2 separate regions of the Homo sapiens genome follow, and region 2 is linked to region 1. A link is a loop called in an ENCODE intact Hi-C map of the cell type or tissue named here. Cell type or tissue: OCI-LY7. All regions are shown on one strand. Links, peaks and the distances in the headings refer to the core of each region. The heading gives the core; the rest is flanking DNA. Region 1 has its middle 58 kb from the start of MIR4475. Region 2 overlaps GRHPR (glyoxylate and hydroxypyruvate reductase).

Region 1 (15,342 bases), core at 3,594-11,593:
GATTGATAGATAGGCAGACAGATAGATAGATAGACAGACAGACAGACAGACAGATAGATAGACAGACAGACAGATAGATGATAGACAGATCATGATGCCCAGGCACTGGCCAGGACCAGTTGCATCTGATCTCTGCCAGTGGAGCTGGCATCAGTATTTTTTCAATGCACAGCCAGGGCCAAGAAGCTCTGGCCCAGTTTTCTCACTCACCCATTCCTTTCTTCAGGACCCAAGATCAGCTCCTTGTCAGCCACCAAATGGTTAATACAACTGGGTTCAGTGGGCTCCGGGGCAGCCCCTGCAGTGACCTTCACAAGGAGAGGCAAAGGAATGGTGAGACCCTGGTCGTGACTTGTCAGTAGGGATACTGGCTTGAAGCAAAGTCGATGACGACAGCAAAGCAGTTGTTTTTGAGCCCATACTGAGTGCTGGGCACCGTGCTGAGCACTTGACATGCATGGTGTCTCCTTTCATCCTCATTTTAACCCTCGAGGTGGCACTGTTAGGAAAGCAACTTTAGTGATGAGAGCACTGAGGCTTAGAGGGGTTAACAGCTGTCCATGGTCACATGGATCCTATGTGGCAGAAGATTTCACCTATGGCCCCATGGCGGGGACACATTCATCACCTCACCTCCCTGAGTGTAACCTTATCGTAGTCAAGCAGAGGGCACAGGGAAACCCAGCCCAGAAGGCGGGAGCCAGGTCCAGCTTTGAAGTAGCTCTGGCGGAGCAGGAAGAGCTCATGCTCAGCTAACAGTCAGGTGTGGGTCCATGCCCGTGCTCTGAATCACTCCTGGCTGCTGGCTTTCAGCAAATGGCAGCAGAATAAAGCAAGCTCACAGAACGGTGACCCATTCGGATGGCAAGGGCCCGACCCCAGAGACCTTAACAATTCTATTACACAGACTCAGGCAGAGATTAAGCTGTAGAGTCTCCTCCCCATCAGTCTGTCATGCTTGCCCCACGGAAAGTTGCATGTAATGTGTCCATGTGTGTATGCAGGGAGCTGTCCAAGGTCACTCACCAGTTACAGATAGAAATCTATCTGTAGTCTCAGGAAGTGCAGTGCTACTTTTCTTAAAATGTGGCACTGCGGGAACTTTTGGCCAAGCACAGGTTCTCCCCTGGGTAAACAACCCTCCTGGTCCGATTCGGTCCCTGGACTGTTGGCCTGGATCAGCCTAATGGCTGCATGGTAGATGTGGTGGCTTGGCACTCAGTATTCTTTCCACCCTCCTTCCAGTGGATTGTCCTGTACCATAGAGTCAAGAAGACCCAAAAGTACATTTCTCAGATGCCCTGGCAGGTAAAATGTGGTTTGGGTCCAGCCAATCAGATGCACTTGAGTAAGTGCTTTTGGATGTTAAGGTGAGGCAGGGGCCGCGCTGCCTCTGCTTTGCTCCTTCGGCTTGTGCAGAGGTATCTGCAGAAGTCCCAGTAGGTCAAGAAGCAGCGCCCTGGGCATCATTGTTTTACTGTTGTGAATCTCGCTGGTGACTGCTTCTGGATTCCCCTACTTCCCTGATTGTGGCAGAGGCGGGGGCTCTTCTGGCCGGCCAATTCTCCAGTGTTGTTCTGGGTGTCATTTTTGGAGACCTAGCTGAGACCCTGCTTCTCTCACCCCTCTATGATTCTGTAAGCGCCTAGTCCCCTGTCTTAAATCCCTTTTTTTCCTTAAACAACTAAAGTTACTTCTATTATCTGCAGTTAAATGAACTGTGATTCATATAGGTGTGCTCTCACCAACTTACCTGACCTCAAGTGTGGGACCCAGATGAATAAGGGGAGACAGCACTGCACTGAACCAGTAGCCAGAGATGAAGACTTCTGCGTCTAGCCCACAGGAGCACCTCAGTGAGTCACTTGCCTCACTTGAGCCTCTGTCTCCACATCTGTGCAGTGAAGACAGCCATGCAGCCCATACTCATAGGGCTGTCAGCAAACACTCACTGGACCAGGTCCTTCAGATGCTTAGTCTGAGGGAGGAGAGGGGCTGCAAATAGGGAAATGGTCCTGGCAGATGATTCTGCCGTACAGTGGGTCACAGAGGAGGCACAGGTTCTGCACTCCGAGAAGCATTCTAGCAGAAGTCAGCACTGACAGGCTAAGGGAGGTACGGTGGGAGAACCAACCAGAGCAAAGACCTAAATGTGTCTTTGGTCTTGCGAATTTGGGAAATGGTAAAGTGGAGGGCAAGATGAGGGCTGTGCTGCATCGGGAAGTGTCTCAGGAGGGCAGGGCCAGGCTGGGAACTCAGGCTTTCTCCTGAGGGTTTCAGGAGCAACAGTGGCACCAGGCCAACTCCACACCTACCAGCCTCCCAGCTCGTGCCTCTTCACAGCCATTGTACCCAATTTACTAGGTGTTTCAACATCCACAGCCAACCTGTGAGGTGGAAAAGCAAGTCCTGTTTGTCCCATTTTACAGATGAGGACGCTGAGGCTCAGAGGTAGGAAGCTGATCCAAGGTCACACAGGGGGCACATGGTGGGGAAGGAAGCGGGCCAGGCTGGCCCTCCCCGATACTCAGACCCGCTCTTCTCCACCAAGCCCTTGTCAGTTCTGCAGTGCCCAGTTCTTGGGGAGGAGCTGGACAGGCTGATGGAGCAACTGCTCTCACCCAGTTGGCTTCTGGCACACAGAGAGCTGAGTTCAAGGCTGAAGAAAGGGCCTGGGCTTCTGAACAAAGACCCGAAGGCCTGGAGTGAGAGCAGTGGAGGCTCTACCCACTCCCGACCCCAAAGTCCTGCCAGTCTTGGGATTTTAGGAAAAATGACATGGGACCTACAGGTAGAAGGCTGATCCTAACTCTGTCACTGACCCTGGGGAGGGCTCCCACCTTACTGAGTCTCAGCTTGCTTGTCAGGAAAATGGGGATAATAAACCTTGCTTTTGTTACTTTCAAGGTTTTTGGAGAGACAAAAGTGATAGGAGAAGGGACACAGAAGCCCCTGGTCACCCAGGAGACCCAGTTGTCTGGGGTCTTCTCTTGAGGCCTGGGGCAAGAGGGGTGGGGGCACAGTTTTCTCTCCTGCCCCTTGGTTCCCATCTCTAATTGGTGCCCCCTTCCCCCTCTGCCCAGCCTGTAGGGCAGCTCCCTGACATCTCTTTCCTGTCTTTGTCTTTGTCCTTCCTCGGGTCCCTTCTCTGAAGAATCAGGGGTGGGACTGGGGGCCATGGATGCAGAGACAGTGGGAGGAAAGACCTTCAGCAGCCAAGACTCCCTCCTGCTCTCTGGAAGGCAGAACCTGAGACCCCCACGAGCTAGGTTTGGTCACAATCTCGCGTGGCCAAGGTGCTCACCCTTTTGTTTCTAGCATCTTAACACAGTGCAGTCACCGCTGCCATCCCACCATCAGCTCTGTGACAAGTTCCATCCCATTAACTCCTCCATATCACCATGGCAACACTGGCTCCCGACTCTCCCAAAGATAGGAGATAGGCACGCCACCAACACCAGGGTGGGACTGCGCTCCATCCACAGCTACGCAGGGATGGGCAGAGACCTCAATGCATTCACAGTGATGGCAGCCACATTGCCTGAGCTCCTACTCTGCATCCGGCACAGCCCCTGCCTCCAGAAACAACCCCTCACCCAAGATACCCATGGCCACTGAGTGTGTTTGTTAGCACAGGGCTTTCAGCTTATTTTAGGTTAAGTTTCTCTATGACCACTTGCCCGCCCTTTCTCTGCCTGGCACTGAAATCTAAGCAGGCGCAAGGCAGACCTGGAGTTTATCTAGTAATTGTACACAACAGTTGTACATTCGTATTTTCTCACGATTCCCCAGTGTAAACCTCTAAAGTATATGGGGTGGCTCCCCTCACTTTATAGAAGAAATGAAAGCCTGAAGAGGTTAACATATCCAGGGTCACATTGCCATTAGGTGGAAGACTATTTGAATTCAGGGCTGTTTTTTACTTGGTATAGTTAGCATTTATGTAGTTCTTCTAATATGCCAGGCACTGTCTATCCTTGATGCATATTAACTCTTTTAATCCTCATATCAACCCTATGAGGTACGTACTATCAATAGCTCCACCTTACAAATGAGGAAACGGAAGCCCAGACAGGTCAGGTAGATTGCCCAGAGTCACACAGAAAGAGACGGAGCATGGACTCAAGACCAGGCAGTCTGGCTCCTGAGTTTGTGTCCAGAACCACAATACTATGCTTGATTATAATTCTAGGGCTCCTCACTCCCAGCCGCACCCCATCCCACCCTGAAGTCAAGAAATTGACCACCTGGCCATCTCTCCAACAGCCACGCCTGGCTCTCACTGAACTGGCTGGCCTCTCTCTCAAAAGAACTAACTGGCTAGTTTTGAGGATTTTATCTCCCCAACCAGTCTGCTGCATTCTTTTCCAATTTCCCTAGCTCTCAAAGTGATCTCGCATTTCCACTCATCGCACTGGGCTTTAAAATGCTCCCATTTGGAACAACAGCCGAGAATTGTCTTCCTTCAGAGAGAAGAGCCTTCCAATGCCCTCACAAGGGAAGTCCCTCTTGTCCTCCCACACTCAGCCTGTCTACAAAGACCATTAATGCAATCACTTAACAAGAGACTGGCTCTAATAGAAAGAAAGAAAGAGGAGGAGCATTGTTAGTGGTTTGAAGGGGAGAAGAAATCATAAAATCCATTAAACCTGTATTTGTCTCATTAAAAGTGTTTCTAATTTATAATGTCCTGGAATGCAGATGCCACCCAGCTGTGTGGGCCTGGTAGTACTGCCTGGCATACCCCCCCACACACACTCCTGGGCCCCCTCTCCCACCTCGCTGGGACTGCCATCAATTTCTGCTCATCAGCAGCACTTACAGTAAATGGATTCATTTGTGGCAATGGGAGCTGAGAGACAAAGGTGACAATATAATTAAGGTTTTTAATTCTATGCCTGAACAGTTAAGTCCAGAACTCATGATAATTAGCGGGCTGTAATGAAAGATCTTTAATCGTTATTTTCCCTTTGTTTCCTATAATTGTTCATTTTGGCCAACTACATTTGTCCTTTCATTTGAATCTGGCTGCACAGTTCTATGTCACTTTCATTATTCCTGTAAACTCTAAAGAAAATATGTTGTGGAGCTGGTCATTTACAAAGTCGGTGGCGAGATGGCCTAGGGAGCTCAACCATGCACATCTGCTGATGGGGGCCGTGGCTACTTTCTGGAGGAGAGGAAAACTGGGCTTCAGAAATCCACAGGACTGGGGATGTGTCTACAGAAAAGCAAGACTCACAGGAGAATGAGAAAGCAACAAGCCCTTCACAGCTAAATGGGCCACACAAGTTGGTTTGCAAACTGGTTCTTAGAGAGATGATTGTTACTACACAAGTTCTCGATTCTCAAATGTATGCATTGTTTTTTCACATGTTGGTGTTCCTGTTAGAATGTATCTTATAATTGGTGTGTATATTTAATGTCATGTCTATCTTTTGTATGTCCTGCAAAGTTGTCGATGAATTGACAGTGTTTCCTACAGTTGATGGCACGTTAGAATTGATAAATCATGATGAAGGTACCATCCAAACAACAAGTAACTTATTGAGGACCTGCTACATCCCTGCTCTCATGGTCTGTACAGCCTGGAGGACCATCAACTCAGCCTCCTCTCCAATCACTGCTGGGTGGCCAGACAGGACATTTTTCACTTGCTATGAACTGCTTGAACCCTGATTCAACTATGGATTCAGAGAGTCAGATTTCTTACAGGCAAGTGCCTCTCAGGAACCAGAAAATGGAAGCAAGAAGGCTGGAGGCTTCTAGCAAGGAAATGGCAGAACCCAGCCCAGGACTGGAGAATGGTTCAGCTGGGAAAATTGGGATTGTGATAGAAAAAGGAAAACCACTCTGGGACAGGTTATAGGGAATGCACTGGGATATGCGGGACACCTGGGCAGACCTATGTGGCTTGTGAGACATCCCATGCATTCCCCCCTCCCTCCACTCCTTCTCTCAGTCCTGAAAGTCGTTTGCCCAAGGCCACACACAAGCTCATATATTTCTGGAGAGGATTAGGGATAATCTGTGCCTCTTCTGATGTACTGCCCTTCAACTCAAGGTTCTGGGTGTTGCCTCATCTCAAATTGCCTCTAATTGCCATAAAGAGGAAAATTCAGCCACCTCAACAGAAATCTTCTTGCTCTTCCCCAAGTTGTTCTACACACAAAGTCAGAGTAATTATTTGAAAATCACATGGTGCTTCCCTGTAAAAATATTCAGTGGCTTCCCAGTATCCCGAGAAAAAAACCATCTAAACTCCTATTATAAAAACATTCGAAGGAGTTCTGCACGGCCTGCTCTCCTCTGCTCTTACCTCGGACCTCCCCGTCTAGCCTGGCTGCTTCGCCCTACATGCAGCACACTCATCTCAGCTTTGGGGACTTCTCTCATGTTGTTCCCTCAGCGTGGAGACTTCTCCAACTGCCAATAGTGCCCTGCTCTCTAGTTCAGCTCAAATGTCACTTTCCCAGTATTGCTACCTGAATTATGCCCCATTATTTTGTTTCTTGACACACTTATTCAATGTGTAATTATAGAAGAGACTGCGGGTTTGTTTACTGTGTTTCCACCCATAGATGGTGAGGCCCATGAGGAGAGGGTCTGAAGGTGTTTCCTCAGAGCCCAGACCATTCACATAGATCACCGTGTATCTTCAAGTCTGCATTCTGAAAGCTCCCGTGTCACTAAAAGTATGACAAAATAAATGCATTATGGGAAAGAAACAGAAAGGAAGAGAAGGGAAGAGAAGAGAAGGAAAAAAGGAAGGAAGGAAGGAGGGAGGGAGGGAGGGAAGGAAGGAAGGAAGGAAGGAAGGAAGGAAGGAAGGGAGGGAGGGAGGGAGGGAGGGAAAGAAAAAGCAAAAAAGAGCGTAGACCAGCGCCTGGTACAGGAAGCACTGAATCCATTTTGTTAAACCAGAGCTAACCCTTGAAGGCCTCTTTCTAGATGAAAAGGAACCTGCCAGGCGCGGTGGCTCATGCCAGCACTTTGGGAGACCCAGACGGGTGGATCACCTGAGGTCAGGAGTTCGAGACCAGCCTGGCCAACATGGTGAAACCCGTCTCTACTAAAAATGCAAAAATTAGCTGGGCGTGGTGGCGGGCGCCTGTAATCCCAGCTACTCGGGAGGCTGAGGCAGGAGAGTCGCTTGAACCCGGGAGGTGGAGGTTGCAGTGAGCCGAGATCACGCCACTGCACTCCAGCCTGGGAGTCAACACTGAAACTCCGTCTCGAAAAAAAGAGGAACCTGAGGCAATGGAGACCCCCTGAAGGATGAGGTCTGGGGTTGTCACACAGGAAAGCAGCGGATGAAGGCGCAGCCCAGAGCCCTTCGGGGGCCTCTCAGGCCACCAAGCAGCCCGGGAGTCCCGACAGTTCGCCTCTGGGGCCTCAGTGTTAGGGACGGGGAGAGGCGGGGCTTCCTCCGCGGGGGCGGTGCCTCGGCCCAGTTCCAGGGGCGGGCTCTTCCTCAGGGAGCTTCCTCATTGGCTACCCACTCGCCCAATGAAGTTCCACCTCTCGGAGGTAGACGCTCTACCCAAGTGGGCCCCTCTCTATGGTCCCACTTCCTCCCGCCCAGAGTCTCCGGGGAACCACAACACGTTACCCATGGGCACCTGTGAAGCTGAGGCAACCTTCTGGACCCCAGCGCACGCTCTCGGCCAGCTGTCTTCCTGCTCGAGCCCCTTATGCACAGGAAGTCTCACTCCTCGCCGAAGAGCAGGTTCATCTATTAATTCAGTCAACCAACACGCAACACCTGCTGTGTGCCAGGCTTTGTGCAGGCGCTGGGGGCATAGGAGGTGATCCGGTTTCTTTCTGTGCATTCTCTCTTACTCTCTTAGAACCATCTCAGACACAGCCTGGGCTTAGTGACCTCCACGTGTGGGACATTCTTGTTTGCTCAGACGTCCCTCCTGGAGATCTCCAGTCCTCCTGGATGCTTGTCCCACAGTCCCCCTCCAGCACGACATGAGTCATTCGTTTATTTACTCAAAAAATATTTAGCGATCACCTACTAGAAGCCGACACTGTTGTAGGTTCTGGGGATGGCGCTGTGAACACGGCAGATGGAATTCGTACTCTCTTATATGCTGATTGAGCAAAGACAAGAAACAAATAATAGATGAATGTGATTGTTTGCCATGCAGTGATCACTGCTGTGAGGAATGAAAGCTGGGCCCCACGGAGGAGACGATGTTTCCGCAGATGGCTCTGGTCGAAGAAACATCAGTTCTCCCCACACCTGTTCCTCCTCTTTCTGTCAGTGGCGTCTCCAGTCTCTCCTGACCAGAAAACCTGGAGTCCCCAGCTCTTCCCCTGTGGACTCCATCCCATGTCCCTCTCGCACCGGCCCACTCCCTGCACGCCTTCCCGTCCTCCCCACCTCGTCTCTTCCCTCCCTTCCTCTTGTCTCATTCCTGTCCCCTTCTAACTCATCTTCGCCCGCCGCTGCCAGGGTCGCCTCCCATCCATAGCTGCTTAAAGACCTGCGGTGGTGACCAGGTGCTCTCGACAGAAATTGCATAATTCCAGCTTGATAATCAGTGTCCTCCACAATCTTGTCCTAGCTAGCCCCCCAATCTTATCCTTCATGACAATGTTTTGCACCCCCAGCATGGGGACTTGGCGGTATGTTCACAGCGTTTACCTCCTCTGACCCCCTGCTCGCCGCTAGTTTCCTCCTCCTGAAGGCCCTCCTCCACCCTTGGTGGCTAAGTGCCGGCGCCACCTGCCACCTGCGCCACCTGCCACCTGCCACCTCCTCCTCCGAAATTCCTTCCCTCACACGCGCACACACACATCACACACACCACAGCACACACACACCACACACACACACCACTCACACACACCACTCACACCACACACACACCACAGCACACACACATCACACACACCACAGCACACACCACTCACAGCATACACACCACAGCACACACACCACTCACACACATCACACACACCACAGCACACACCACTCACACCACACACACCACAGCACACACCACAGCACACACACACACCACTCACACGCACCACTCACACACCATTCACGCACCACGCACACACCACAGCACACAGACACATCACACATACCACTCACACACACCACACACACCACAGCACACATACATTACACACGCCACTCACACACCACAGCACACACCACTCACACACCACACACAGCACACACACATCACATACACCACATACACCACACAAACACACCACACACAAACCACTCACACCACAACACACACATACCACACACACCACAGCACACACACACCACACACACACCACACACACCACAACCACTCACCACACACACCACTCACACACCACAGCACACACACAACTCACACACACCACAGCACACATGCACTACATGCACCACTCACACGCACAAAACAGACACACCCCACTCACACACACCACCTACACTACAGCACACACCATTCACACACACCACAGACACCATTCACACACACACAACTCACGCACATCACACAGACCACATACACAACCACACACATCACACACACACACACCACATACACCACAACACACACACCACATAAACACACTACACACCACACACACACACATCACTCACACATGCCACTCACACCATACACCACTCACAATACACATACCACATACACCACACCACACACAAACATCACACGCAAAGACAACACACACATTACTCACCACACATACACCACATCATACATGCACACGCACCACACATACACATGCACCACACATATGCCACGTCACACACATCATACACAAATACACCCCCCACACCCCACACAAACACCCCACACAACTGTACACACCACACAGCTGTCGTCGTGGTCCTCCTTCCTCCAAGGCCCTCAGCGCCTTACCTGCCCCTCTCTTGACCCAGCAGTTGCTGAGCTGCTTCAGGACAACAGCATTTCCCAGCACATGTGGCCCCCTGAGGCAGTGCCACAGAAGGGAGTGACTGAGTGCGTGTTCACCCTGTGACCTTAGACTATTTAAGCCCTCTCTGCCTCCGTTTCCCTATGTGTAAAATGAGGACCAACTAGGTGGATATACATCAGTACTTAAAACAATGATTGACAGTCCTACTGACTGTGATGGTGACCGTAACTAGTCCTGGGTAGAGGAGTCAGAACGACGGTGCGGAAGCAGATGCCAGCTCAGATCTCAGGGAGGGCCTCGGGGTCGATCCACCCCAGGTCAGCCTAAGTCAGTCTCTCCCAGGTCTCCCCTCCTGCCTGACAGGCTGGTAGGACCCGGGAGGATACCCAGCTGGATGCTCTCCTCCCCCCAAAAAAGCTGGGGAGATGCCTATCCTTACATATTACCCACACTCCACGCACACACACACACACCTGCTTCCATCCTGTGACTGAGCCCTGTTCCTCCACTCCCAGCAGCCGCCACCAGGGAAGGTGAGTCCTCAAGGTCACCCGACAGGCGCTGGGCTGCTGGGAACCAGGCATTGTCTTCGGTTGCTGGGGTCCCGAGGGAGCTCCCCAGGCGCCTGGAGAGCTTATGGCCACCCTGACGGGCCATGTGGGGCGAGAGTCAGGCTCTCTCCCTCCCAGGATGGATGGGGTCCATTTGCCAGCACACTGAGAAGTCAGGAGCTCACAGTCACCTTGAGCAAGGCTCTCCTCACCTGAGCAGCGCATCCCTCACTGGAGATGGCAGAAGTGCTCACGTCGCTGCCTGCCCCTGTCTGCATGACACCAGCCTGCCACAAAGAGACTTCAAGGTCCTCTGTAATCCCCACAGAGGAACCCAGGCCTCCCTCCCAGCTCCAGAGGAAACTTTGGGGAGTCCCATTGCCTCCCTATGCCCCCACTTCCCCCCATGTGAAATGGTAGTACACCCCAGCCTGGCTCCCTCCTGCACAGTGTTGCAGGAGACGGGCTAGGGAGAGGGATGGGTGGGGAATGGAGACTACTCTCTCTATGCTCATCTCCCAGGAGGTAGGTGTCAGACCCCCTGAACCTCACCCCCATCTCAGGTGGTCCTACTCCAGGGGACAGAGAGGGAGGGGTTTCAACCCCACAGTTCCCCCAATCCCAGCTTCAAGCTGTTTACCTGCAGCTACTCAGCCAGGTAAACAACAATCCTTTGCAATTTCTTTTTTTTTTTTTTCTTTTTTGAGACAGAGTTTCACTCTTGTTGCCCAGGTTGGAGTACAGTTGCTTGAGCTCAGCTCACTGCCACCTCCGTCTCCCAGGTTCAAGCGACTCTCCTGCCTCAGCCTCCCGAGTAGCTGGGATTACGGGCACCTGCCATCATGCCTGGCTAATTTTTGTATTTTTAGTAGAGACGGAGTTTCACCATGTTGGCCAGGCTGGTCTTGAACTCCTGACCTCAGGTGATCCACCTCAGCCTCCCAAAGTGCTGGGATTACAGGCGTGAGCCACCGCACCCAGCAATCTTTTGCAGTTTCTTCAATGCGTTGATCCCAATGGGAAGACAAGATGATGACAAAGGTCCCAGGAGTGACGTGTAACTGAGCACCTCTGTGTGCCACATGCTTTCCAGGTAAAGCTTGCTAGAATCTCACAGCTGCTGTAGGAGCAGCATCACTATTGCCCCACTTCACAGATAAGAAAACAGAGGCCCAGAGAGGTGACATTATTTCTCCAAGGGCACACAGCTTCTGAATGGTGGGACTGAGATTGAAACCCAGGAGGCTCTGGTTTTGGTGATGATCTCCACTCCCTTGGGCTTGTCCCCTGCCTTCAGGACACTCATTCCAGAAGTCACCTTGGACAGATTCAGGTAAAAGTACCAAGAACCCCAAGCGAAGAGCTGCTCCTCTCATCATAGTCCTAAAGGCAGAAATCGGTTGGGGGTCTCAAATGCGTCGCTTCAGCCCCCTCTCCGGAGCTCGCTCACAACACACAGAATAAACCTAAAACTGGCCTTGGTGTGGGGATGTGGGGGCACAAACACGTATAGAAGTCAAGGCAGGCCCCAGGCTATCCCCTACACTCCCTCACCAAGCAGAGCCACTGCCCTCATTCCCACTGCCACCCGCCCTCTCCTCCCTGGCCTCGCGACCTCCAGTCTGTCTCACTAGACCTGACTTCCTAAAACGGCACTGGGTCATGGCACTGCTCAGCGGCTCCAGAGAAAGTCCAGAATCCTTACCTTGGCACTCAAGGCCCTTAAAATCTCCTGCACGCCCTCTGCCACGCCTCTGGATCCCACTCACCCCATCTCTTTCCTGACGCCAAGGCTTTTGCTGATGCTGTTCCTTCTACCTGGCATGCCTGTCCCCTCTCCGCTGTCACCTTACCGGGATGCCCTGACCTAAGCTGGTGCTATGCAGGCATCCATGGTGCTCTTAGCCCTGCACTTACCACATGACTTGGCTGTTATCTGCCCTGCCACACTTCACTTGCCCCTGCAGATGCAGAGGCTGTGGTTCATCCACCCCCGTGTTCCCAGTGCAGGACAGGGACTGGCCCAGATCAGGAAATGCGTGTGCTTGGAATAAGTGAAGGAAGACAGCCAGGCCAGAGGCAGAAGGACCCCACCCTGCCCGACCTTCAACAACATCTCGTGAACCCCTTCCTGTGCTAGACCCTAGAATCGATCCTGAGGCACTGACTCAAGTAAGAGTTCCATCCCATCTCAAGGCTCCTCACAGGCTTCCAAGGAGCCCATGGGTTACAGTGGTTAAAAGCACAGGTTCAAATCCTGTCTCTGCTATTTATGAGCTGTGTGATCTTACACGAGTTTCCTACCCTCTCTGTGCTTGTTTCTTTGTTTCGTCATCTATAAAATGGGAACAACAGCAGCTACCTTAGATGGTGATTTGAAGAATAAACGAGATCACGAGTGTGAAGGTGGTTAGGACCTTGCCTGGCACATTGTTAATGCTCAATATTATGCTCCCCGACCTGGTCCCTGCCCTTGGAGCAGCCTCCCTCAGGTGGATGTCCACAGCCTGGTGCTCCTGGCCTGTCAGGGAGCCGGCGAGCAGAGCCAAGAAGGCACAGGCTAAGTTGTCACCCAGATGGGAGTGTAAGACATGGCTCCACCAACTGGCTGTGTGAATTTGAGAAAGATACATGTGAAATGGGCCATTTCACCCAGAACCAGCGGAGCCTTTGTTTTCCCTTAGGACAAGTGGGAGGGAAAGAATAATTGTTCTGCCTGCCTCACAGAGCCTTGTGAGGATAGAGCAAGATAGTGGGAGTTCAAGTCCTTTGTGGGCTGAAGAGGGATTATCTAATCAGAGCCACCATGTCCAGGGAGGCAGTTGGGGGGACCAGGCTTGTATGAGCCTAAGGACATGCACAATATACAGGAACCCTGGGACAGGGGGAGAGTGGGGGATCAGAGGGTCACAGATGCCTGACATCTTGATCAGTAGGGCCTTGGTGAGCTTGGAGGGGCACACCCTGCTGAGACCCCATCCTCTGGCCCCAGGTGCTGATTTCCCTGCCTATCTCCCCAGTGCCTGCCGAGGTCGCCATGACAGCAAGTGCCACTCCCGAAGATTCACCCTGGCCGCAAGGCTGTTCCTATGCCCTTGAATCTATTAGACAGAGCAAAGTGATTAATTATTTTACTGTCTTTATGGCATCAACTTTAACTTGCTTCACATCCAGATTTCCAATTACATAAGCCAGAGTCTTAAGCTCAGGAGGACGTGTATTATTGAACTATTTATAATCAGAGTTTTTCAGAGCAGAAAAGCTCTGCTAGGTGGGAGCTACACAGCCAAAATTAATGATTTGGAGACCAAGGGGCAATCTTTCCATAATCAGAGGGGTGTGAGATGCAGGCAGGGAGAACAGAGAGGTTGAGTCTGAATCAAGGATGGCAAAGCACTTTCTCCTGAAGGACACAGAGCCCCAGGGGAAGACATCAATTGGTGGGTGGGGGTCAGGGAGACACACTCATGCCAACAGCAATCAAATGTACCTTGGGGAATTATTCTTTGAAGACAATGATGCGACCTAGGTTACCCCAACCACACCAACCCTGGGTGTGAAGGGGGTCATTATGGATAGCTAATGCTTCACTGTTTCATTGTGCCCCCTCTACCTGATAATTCTGGCTGTCTAGCTGCTTCCAGTACCTCTTCAAGTATTTCTGGAAAACTCTTATGTTTTTACCAGTTATCCTCTCAGCTACTGCTTCTCCTCCTTCTTCTTCAGCTTTCTGCCAAGTCATGGGAGAACGCAGCCCCCCCCCCCCCACACACACACACACACTGCCTCTGTGCCCGCCTTGAAGCCACCTCCCACTGGGCAGCACCATCTTCGCCACCATTATCTGCACCCTGGATGGTCCACAGCCAGCCTGCGTCCCTGTGGGGACTGCCTCTCCCCCACTTTGGCATTGTTCCAAGGAGTCTTGTGTTCCAATATTTTTCAGAAGTTTTATTTGGACCAATCCCCTCCCCAGAGGCTCCAGACACAAATCCATGATAGGCTTGGACCAGGAGGAAAGTTCTCCTCCTGACTGGTGGGTGACTCAGGCTGGTTGCCAGGCTTAGTTTATCAACCTGGCTCTCCTTGCCACAGGCAGATTCCTGGAGGACCCTCCAGTCAGTCCCCCAGACAGGCTCAGCTCAGGATCAAGTTGGGTAGCTGCCACAGGACCACAGAGGGAACAGAAGCTGTGAGATTGTTTCTATTTGTTGAGCTCTAGGTATATGCCAAGTGTTGGGCCAGGCTGTGTCCTCACAGCACCCCATTAGGTACATGCCATTAGCCCCATTTCACAGATAGTAAAACCGAAGCTCAGAAAGGTTGAGTAACTTGATCTGGGTCCCATCGCTAGAAGATTGTACCAGGCTCTACCAGGATCCATACCAGTTCTATTGAATGCTGTTTTCGTCCATTTGAACTGCTATAATAGAAAACCATAGACTGGGTAGCTATAAGCAACAGAAATTTATTTCTCACAGTTTTGGGGGCTAGGAAGCTGAAGGTCAAGGCATCAGCAGATTTGGGGTCTGGAGGGAGCCAGCATCCTCGTTCACAGACACCTGTCCTCTTGCTGTCTCCCTACATGGTGGAAGGAGCAAAGAAGTGCCCCCAGGGCTCTTTATAAAGGCACTAATCCCATTCAGGAGGGATCTAATCACCTACCAGAGGCACCCCCCCACTCCAAATACCATCACCCTGGCGCTAGGATTCCAACAGATGGATTTGGGGGCCTTTGGTAGGTTCAAAGTTTTGACTCTCCCTCCTGCTGCTTGTTTAAGAGCACAAACTCAACAACTTCTTACCAGGACTTTATTTCATAGAAGAAATAAATGTTTTGTTTATTTGTTTTCTTCAAGGAAAGCAG
Region 2 (9,354 bases), core at 1,160-9,159, 670 kb before region 1:
GATTTGTATTCTAGGGCTGGGCGCAGTGGCTCATGCCTGTAATCCCAGCACTTTGAGAGGCCAAGGCAGGCAGATAACTTGAGCTGAGGAGTTTGAGACCAGCCTGGGCAACATGGCAAAACCCCGTCTCTACAAAAAATACAAAAATTTAGCCAGGCGTAGTGGCCCACACCTATAGTCCCCGCTACTTGGGAGGTTGAGGCAGAAGGATTGTTTGGGCCTGGGAGGCAGAGGTTGCAATAAGCTGAGATTGCACCATTGCACTCTAGCCTGGATGACAGAGGGAGACTCTGTCTCAAACAAAAAAATGGTGAACGCATAGGAGTTTAGCACTGGCCACCTGTACCATGTGCCCTTGAAAATGATGCCACATGACCACAAGGTTTCTGATCTACAGAAATAACTCCAAAATGAAATGCTGAACAGCACAGTTATCTCTGATCCCACCCCAGAGCAAGTGAACTTACTTGCCCCCAAAGAACCGTCAGCTGGGTGCAGTGGCATATTCCTGTAGTCCCACCTACTCCAGATGCCGAGATGCAAGGTTCGCTTGAGCCCAAGAGTTCGAGGCCAGCCTGGACCACATAGCGAGACATCATCTTTACCAAATAAACCCCATAAAACTGCTTTTGGGTTTTTTCCAGGTAGAAATCATGTTTCCTTTTAATTGAGTACATTTTCTTCTTTAAATTTTATCATTATTGTAATAGGGTCTTTGTTGCCCAGGCTGGTCTTGAACTCCTGGCCTCAAGTGATTCTCCTGTCTTAGCCTCCCAAAGGGCTGCGATTACAGGTGTGAGCCACTGCGCCCAGCCATAATTCAGTACTTAATTCACAGAGTTTCTTCTCCTCTCTGGTAACAATTAGGTCCCCTCCTCTCAAGAACATTGCATCTGATCAAACTGAGAGCCAGCATGAACATGGACCCCAAACCAGAGCTTTCAGAATAACAATGAACAGCAAAAACCAGCCTTTCCCTACACTTAGGAAGGGACTGTGAATGGCAGGGTCCAAATTTTCACCATCCAAATAGAAAACCCGGAGCTGAATGCCAACATGGAAACCAAAATATGTCAGGAATGAAGTATAGTACCCCTTTACATACTCAAGGTCAGGATAGGTTTGGAGAAATTTGCATCTGACTATTTGGCCTCTTCTAGTAGAGAAGAGTTTTTGAGACAGGGTCTTGCTTTGTTGCCCAGGCTGGAGTGCCATGGCATAGTCAGCTTACTACAGCCTCAACCTCCTAGGCTCAAGTGATCCTCCCACTTCAGCCTCCTGAGCAGCTAGGACTAGAGGTACATACCATTACACATGGCTAATTTTTTATTTTTTATAGGGATGGGGTTTCACTATGTTGCCCAGGCTAGATTCGAACTCTTGGTCTTAGGTGATCCTCCCGCCTTGGCCTCCTAAAGTGCTGGGATTATAGGCGTGAGCCACCCTAATCAGCCCCACCCCAACGTTTCAGACATATAATGAATCAGAATAAATCCGCTCACTCACAAGAAACATTCCTGGATAATGGTTTTTGGTTGCTGAGATTGAGTAGCACATTATTTCAAAGTGGCAAAATTCAGGGCCATCTAGGAGAATTCAAAAGTGGTGGCTATATTTGCCGACAGGTTTACACAGGACACATATAAAACAACCCCCATTTTTTTAGCGTATATGTCAAGAGGCCAAGACCCCGATCATCAAAATATGTTATTTCGTACATTACAGTTTACAGGACAACAGAGGGAAAGACACTTTGTTGGAGGGTGACTAAATGGCATTTTGCAAAAGGTCCGTGTCACTCTGAAGGGGTGGAAGGACTGGAGTCCTATGGCCTTCATTAACTTGACCCCTCCTCCTCTTTGGTTGCAGTGGCCTCAGTGGGAGCTGCTACTTCTACATGTTCTGCGGGCTTTTCCTCTACCTCTGCCTCACCTTCTTGGGGACAAAGATCTGGGTATTTCTGCATGCATTCCTGCATGGCCCCAATTGGTCTACACAGTCTGACCCCTTGACATTCTCCATACTATAGTGGAAGCAGGAAAAGTCCAGCTTGAATTGTTCCCCACAGGGGCCGCTGGCCCTTCCCCCAAGGCACAGGCAGTTCCAGTTAATGTCTCCATTTGGCAGCCTCAATCCGTGCTCCCCCCATAGGGATCACTGGGGTCATCAGCTGTGTTGCTTGGAGCTGCATGGTCTTTTTACATCACAAATGATTGCATCCTTCCCTTCCTGCTGGCAGTAGGACATGGCTGCAGCCCAGTGCTTAGATTTTGTAGAAGCAGCGGTGGCGGCTGCAGCTTCATGCCCTGACTGCCCTCTCCTCAGACCAAGACCTGCCTTTTGAAGCAGTCCCCAGGCCGTGAGCTGAATTCCAGGACCTAGGGTGGGGGTGGGAGGGCAGTTTTCCTGGCTGTGGGCGACAGCCCTGACATCACACCCAGTGCTCCTTGCAGGCTGGGGTGGGGGAGGGACGGGAGAGTTTCCAAGGGCTGCAATAATGGGAGCATTCACTGGGGAAGGCAGCTGAAGACCTTTTGTTTAGGTTTCCATTCCAGAATCCAAATTAAGGGCAGAGACTGGCCCGGACAACCTAAGGCCCTGATCACTCTTAGTCTGGAGGCATAAACTCCACCAGCTACCTGAACAGATCTTAATATAAAGAATCATTAACTACGCATCAAGTTGTTAACTCACTGAGCAGGTAACAAAAACCCAAACCACAAAGTGTGGTCCCTGGACCAGCAGCATCAGTGGCATCTGGGAGCCGTGAGGAGCACACTCTGTCAGACCCCACCCCAGACCTGCTGAAATAGAAACTCTCGGGATGGGGCTAGCAACCTGTGTTTGATCAGTCACTCCTCCAGGTGATTCTGACGAACTCAAAAGTATGAGAATTGGCCGGACACTCATGCCTGTAATCCCAGCACTTTGGGAGGCAGAGGCAGGTGGACCATCTGAGGTCAGGAATTCGAGACCAGCCTGGCCAACATGGACAAACCCCATCTCTACTAAAAATACAAAAATTGGCTGGGCCTGGTGGTACACGCCTGTAATCCCAGCTACTCGGGAAGCTGAGGCAGGAGAATCGCTTGAACCCAGGAGGCAGGGGTTGCAGTGAGTTCAGATTGCACCACTGCACTCCAGCCTGGGCGACAGAGCGAGACTCTGTCTCAAAAAAAAAAAAAAAAAAAAAAATGTGAGAACCACTGCACTGTGGTAGCACAGAGGTAGCAACTGCCAGAGGCACTTCTGGTGCTGCAACTCAGACTTCGGTGGCACGGGCACTGACTGGCTGTTGCTCTTGTCTCTGAGCAGGGCTCAATGGGGCTGGTTCACCAAGTGTTGGAAAAACTGCAAACTGGATTCCCCAGCCACTATGGGAAGGAACTGGTGCTGCTAGATGAAGAAGTGCTGCTGCCACTCCCCCAAAGACAGGAAGGGAGGGCAGGAGGGAGCAGGCCCTTCCACACCCACGCTGACAAGGCCTGCCAGTGCAGCTGGCACAGCAGAAATGGGGTGTGCAGAGGCCTGGCCCCAGCCCCACAAAGCAGAAGAGAGAAGGGGGCTTTGTTGTGAAACAACAGCTTGAAAAACTGGCACGAGTTATATTGGCATTGTCATTACACTTTTAATTTTTCACAGCTAAACTGGTAATAGCAATTTATAGTAACAGGTTTTACACGAGTCACTGTGGTGTAACACATGGAGACATGTAGTCAGCCCACTTTGTTGTTGTTGTTGTTTTGGAGATGGAGTCTCACTCTGCCACCCAGGCTGGAGTGCAGTGGCACAATCTCGGCCTACTGCAACCTGTGCCTCCTGGGTTCAAGCGATTCTTCTGCCTCAGCCTCCCAAACAGCTGGGACTATAGGCATGCACCACCATACCTGGCTAATTTTTGTATTTTTAGTAGAGATGGGGTTTCACCATATCGGCCAGGTTGGTCTCGAACCCCTGACCTCGTGATCCACCCACCTCAGCCTCCCAAAGTGCTGGGATTACAGGCATGAGCCACCACGCCTGGCCCACTCTTTTTTTTTAAACAAATCCACTCACACCTACATTCTGTTCCTTTAGGGACAGAGACCCAGCAGAGCATGCGCAAGAGGACTGCTCCTGTCATACACCCATGTCACTGACAACATAAACATTTACGATCCCTGGTGTGTCCCTTTGGGTTCAACACCTGCTCACACTAGCTCCACACCCGGCCCCTTGGGACCCCCTCAAAAACACTGGTCCTGCAGGGCAGCAGGGAGTTTGCATCAGAAAGTGCAGTTCTTACCACAGTTCTTCAGGGTCAGGAGAGGGTGGTTTGTAGGCAGTGGTTCTGGGCTCGTCACATCCAGTCCAGCAGCTGCAATCTTACCACTGGCCAAGGCCTGGTACAGGTCGTCCTGGTTTACGACGTCGCCCCTGGGAATGACAGTGGTGACATGGGTACCCCGAAGATCCCTCCGCCCAGGCCACCTTTGAGGCAGAACAACCTACAGAATGAATTTTTCCACTCACTTGGCACTGACTTTTAAAGCAGTAAGTCTTAGGTATACTTACAGTATGTCTGTAAGTCTTATATACTCAGAGAACTCCAGCCCTGCCTCCTTCTAGCTGTGTGACCTTGGGCAAGTGTCTCAAATTCTCTGTGCCTCGAATTATCTGTGTCTCAAATTATCTACTCTGTGAGATAAGGAGAATACCACCTAACTCCCAGGCATGTTGGGAGGATTAAAGCTTTCTTACATGCTCTACTGCATGAACAGGGCCCAGAAGGGCATCTGTGTTAGGCCCCATCCAAGTGTTTCTGATCTGGTTGACCCCCAGACCCCCACTGAGAAGCACCACAGTGTGCTATCAGGTACCTGTCTAAACCAGGGCAGAGGAACGAGCACACCCCTAACCACAGCCATCAAAGGGAGCGGCGACTGAAGGCAAGAAGTCATCTTCTAGAGACTGTATATTGTGCACTAAGTAATACTTGTGCACTAATGAGTAATACACGGTCCTGGGCTGTCCTGGGTACATGCAGGCACCCAGTACACGGCAGCTGTGACTGCTGCCAGCCAGCAGTGCGAGCCCTGTGGTCCTGCATGTTTCACTCTTCCATTCCCAGGTCACCTGTTTTGTAGCTAAATGTTGGTAATTACAGGTACCTTTGGGGTGGACGAGTCCTCAGGATGACCTCACCCAATCCCCCTTCCCCTAAACTGATGTAAACAGGCTCAAGGGGCACCAGCTAGGAAGGGCTTGGAGTGGCAGAGAAGGAAGGTCTGACCTCCATACATGCCCAGTGGCCTGAAGGCACCCCTAGGGACAGTGTGAGGAGCTACGACCACGTGAGTTTTAGGGTCTGTCCGCCCAGGAGCATAAGGTTCAAAGTATCACTGAACCACAGCCAGACAAAGCCAGGCTCAGCAGTGTGGGAGGCGGCCTCCAGAGGGCCCTTCAGATCCTCAAGTCCAGCCCTTTGTGGTGGAGGATAATGGGCCTGCAGAGGCTCCCTGGGAACACTCCCTGAAGCCACGCTGCTGTGTGCCAGGCCCCGCCGGGTGGGGGCCACTGCTGAGAAGCAGACAGGCCAGGCCCACTCTGACGGCTCTTCTTCCCTGTACGGAGGTCTCGTGTATTCCCACGAATTTCTGAGTTGGTTGTTTGGTTTATGGAAACCAGCAAGCTCAGCCTGGGGTCTCACCAACAACCCACGGGGAAGAAAATCTCCAGATGGCAGCAGTGGGGATGGCTCCTCTCCAGGCTTGCTGGGTAAGGTGGCCCTAGGATACCTGCTGATGTTGATGAACACAGCTGTTTCCTTCATCTTCTGGAAGAAGTCCTTGTTGCAGAGTCCCTCGGTTGCAGGTGTTAAGGAGCAGGCCACGACGATGAAATCAGATTGGGCAGCCAGCTCAGGGGTAGACACTGAGGGAGGGCAGGACTCCATCAGGCACTGAGTCCCAGGCTAGGGACAACCAGATGGCGGGAGACCAGCCCCTTGCTCCCGACTCCCTAACAGAAACTCCCAAGATGCTTCCTGAAGGCCGAGTCTCTACCTGGACAACTCTCATGAGTGCACAAAGTCAAATCACACACAGTGGGATCTGGACCACTCTGGCTTTAACTACCTTCAGGGCCCAAAGTGCCCAGGGGCGTGGGGAATGCTTGAGATCCAGCCTGCCATCTGCTCACCAGGCTGTGGACCCGCCAGGTGCTGGATCCGCCTGGACTAAGGGGCGCACACAAAGGCTAGGGTAGTGCTTGCCAGTTTATGAAGGAAAAGACAGTGAAAGTGCCCAGCCCTTCCTCACACCCACCACCATCCCCGCTGCTCCGCCCACAATGGGGAATGGTAACAAAGGACTCTGAAAGACGGGAGCCCTGGACTGCTCTGCTGGCTCGGAGAGGACCTGGGTAAGTCCCTGTGCTCCCTGAGTGGGCCAGTGTCCAGGGGCAGGTAGATTAAACATCTACCAGACAGCAGCCCCTGGACATGCCTGGAGCTCCTGCCCTCTGCCTGAAAATGCCACCATTGAGAGAAAATACAGCCTCTCAACTGGGCACAGATAGGCTCCTGTGGAAATCAAGGCTTCACTTACCAAACTCTGCCTGGAATTCTGCTGCTTCCTCAGGCCTGGGCTGGCGCCCTGTGTACAGAAATCTCTGGACACCGAATGGTTTCAGACGCCGAGCAATGGCCTGGCCTAGAGCAAGGAGAGTCCATGTCTCGTTCCCAGTCCCGCAAAGGGTAGGGACACCACCCAGCATTTCTGGAACAGCGGCCCTCAGGGCAGACCCTTTTCATCAGCACAGCCCGAGTTGCCTGCTCCTGTCTCCTCCAAAGCGGGTGGGGGGCTGGCTGCCCCACTGTAACTAGCCCCCAGCCAGCCCACACTGCCCCAGGGATCTGGAGACAGCACCTCAGCTCCCCTGAGGCTGTGACTGGCTGATGCTGTCCTCACATGGTCCAAGCCATCTGGAAAGCCACTCAGGTTTTTCCTAACCTCTGAGAACTGGAGAGGTTTTCACAAGGGAGACACCTGGTCAAGCAGTCCCCTCCTTTGTCCTGGACCCTCTGCTTCTGTGAATGCAGTCTCAGACCCCATTTGACTTTTTGGTGGCACTGCCAAACTGCCAGCTCACCCCAAACTTACAATTTTCATGTAAGCTGCTGCTGAGACAGATTTGTACAGTTGGATTTTCAGGCTCAGAACGTGCCCCAAAGCTGTTGGGTTCCTCCAAGCAACTCTCTAGTGAGAGGCAGGGCTGTTCGTTGGCTAGACAGGTTCTCCACACTCTCCACCCTCACCCGCACCCCTGCACCAGGCAGGATGACAGAGAACCACCAATAGATAGCTGCTTGGCTAGGCTCACGCCCTTCTGCCAGGCTTCTCCAAATAAGGGCCACTGGAAGAAAAGTGTCTCTGCCTCATCTGCAGAACTGCAGATCAACTCTGCCCACTGAGCCCTCCGGCCCGAGTTAGGGCTTTGTGAGTCACATACCTTCCAGAACGCAAGCCGGAGTAGGTGTCGGGGGAATGGGCTCTCTCACGGTAACCACTCCTAACGGCCCCAACACATTTGTAGTCTTCATCTGTTCTTTATGGAGCCGGAATCATGAAGCCCCCTGACCCTTAGGCAACTTGCTTTTATCACCTGGTGAGTTCTTAAGGAATCCTGCTTTGGTTTATTTATGTATTTGCCTGTGTTTTACAAAGCTGTATCCCTCATTAGAGATATCTCTACTGCAAGCAAAGTGCCCTGACAGCATGTGGGTCTTCTCAGCCTTCAGACACGTGGTGCCAGGGATGCAAACCACGCTGTGAGAGCCGGGGCGGGCAAGCGGGCCGGTGGGAGCCTCACCTATGCGCCCCAGCCCGATGATGCCGACAGTGCTCTGCGTGAGTCCATAGCCACACAGCCAGAGGGGCTTCCACGAGGTCCAGCCACCACTGAGGGGAGAGAGAGGGGCAGGTGAGAGGCCCAGCCTTGGACCAAGATGGGGGCCGCTGAGAACCCGGCACCTCTGACTGTGGTCCAAGGTATAAACCCACCCTCCAGGTCACGGACTGAGAGTGGGATGAGGCACTGCCACTCGGCACTGCAGATGAGCAGCAGAAACGACTCCACCTTTAAAGCCACCAGAGACATAGAACTTGAGGGCGGGAAGGGGCCTTACTGGCTCTCATCCTGTTTTGCAGATGGGAAAACAAACCAGAAAGGGTGACTTGCCTGAGGTCACACAACCAGGGAAGAGTTGAGAGCAACAGGCTGCAAACTCAGGATTTATGATTCCAAAACAAGTTCTCTTGGCACTTTAGGGCAGCAACAAAGAGTACAGCCACAGGGCCCACCCTGCTGCCCTGGGCAAGAGATGGAGCCTGCCCTGAGCCACCTCCAGTAGATGTGATGACTCCCCAGACAGGACAGTGAGCAGGACTCAGCACTGTCTACTCTGCTCCATGCCCCGTGCCGGGGCCCACGCTGCTGGCCACGCACTGTGAGAGCCTGCGTTTGCACGCCTCCCACCTTGACTCGGGCCAGTCCCTCCATCTGCACATGGAATGCTTCCCCCAACTTTTTTTTTTTTTTTTTTTGGAGACAGGGTCTTGCTGTGTCGCCCAGACTGGAGTACAGTGACATGATCTCGGTTCACTGCAGCCTCTGCCTCCTGGGTTCAAGCAATCCTCCCACCTCAGCCTCCCGAGTAGTTGGGACTACAGGCGTGTAACACCACGCCTGCCTAATTTTTGTATTTTTTGTAGAGACAGACTTTTGCCACATTGCCCAAGCTGTTCTCCAACTCCTGAGGCTCAAACAATCTGCCCGCCTCGGCCTCCCAAAGTGCTGGGATTACAGGTGTGAGCCACCGTGCCCGGCCAACTCTAACTCTTGATATACAGGCCGAAATCCCTGATCTGAAACCTTCAGGCTAGATTTTAAAACTGTTTGGCCTTTAGAAAGGCAGCATGGCGCACGTGGTAGATTCCACACATCACCCTCTGCAGTGTCTGGGCAGCAGCCTGTTTTAAAAGTGTTACATCTGCAGCAAAACTTAGGAAAGTCACATTAAATGGGAGAAATAAAAGCCTTAAATAGTCTCCTGTTAGTATGAAAGAACTTTCAGCTGTCCGAGCTTTTTAGATTTTGGGATCTAAGGGATGGTGGACCTGCAGCTTTCAGGACTCAAGCGGACGCCCACCTGCTACTTATTCTGTGAAGCCCTCCCTGATCCACACTCTCCCTGCCAGCCCTCACCCACCAGCAGAACTTGTTTGTCCTCCCTCATCCTCTTCTCTCACCACTTCCCTTTCTGCCCTTATTGCAGCTCTGCTTTGTGCTTTATTTTAGCTGAGTCCTCACTCA

The links. Hi-C counts contacts between places; a loop is a spot of excess contacts. Peaks named below come from ENCODE experiments on the same cell type or tissue, not always from the same donor. Only the 100,000 strongest peaks of a DNase experiment are listed, where the experiment ranks them.
Region 2: it touches region 1 in a loop (3-fold over the local background); 3 of 110 quality-filtered maps call a loop at or near these places.

The regions. Positions count from the first base shown.
Region 1 is chr9:36,758,302-36,773,643 of GRCh38, reverse strand. No RefSeq gene overlaps it. Among named protein-coding and RNA genes, the nearest start is that of MIR4475, 58 kb to the left of the region's middle. RefSeq lists enhancers at 7,614-7,773, 8,294-8,812, 8,813-9,331. In OCI-LY7, for the core only: no CTCF peak of the experiment used is centred there; DNase peaks (open chromatin) are centred at 7,603 and 8,713; H3K4me3 peaks cover 1,708 bases; H3K27ac peaks cover 2,363 bases.
Region 2 is chr9:37,427,070-37,436,423 of GRCh38, reverse strand. It overlaps GRHPR (glyoxylate and hydroxypyruvate reductase), which reads right to left. Exons shown (of 9, transcript NM_012203.2): 5 at 7,852-7,940; 6 at 6,588-6,692; 7 at 5,778-5,913; 8 at 4,286-4,416. It also overlaps the pseudogene CHCHD4P3. Among named protein-coding and RNA genes, the nearest start is that of GRHPR, 9.1 kb to the right of the region's middle. RefSeq lists enhancers at 1,384-2,022, 7,382-7,882, 7,883-8,383. In OCI-LY7, for the core only: a CTCF peak has its summit at 5,426 (motif pointing right); no DNase peak of the experiment used is centred there.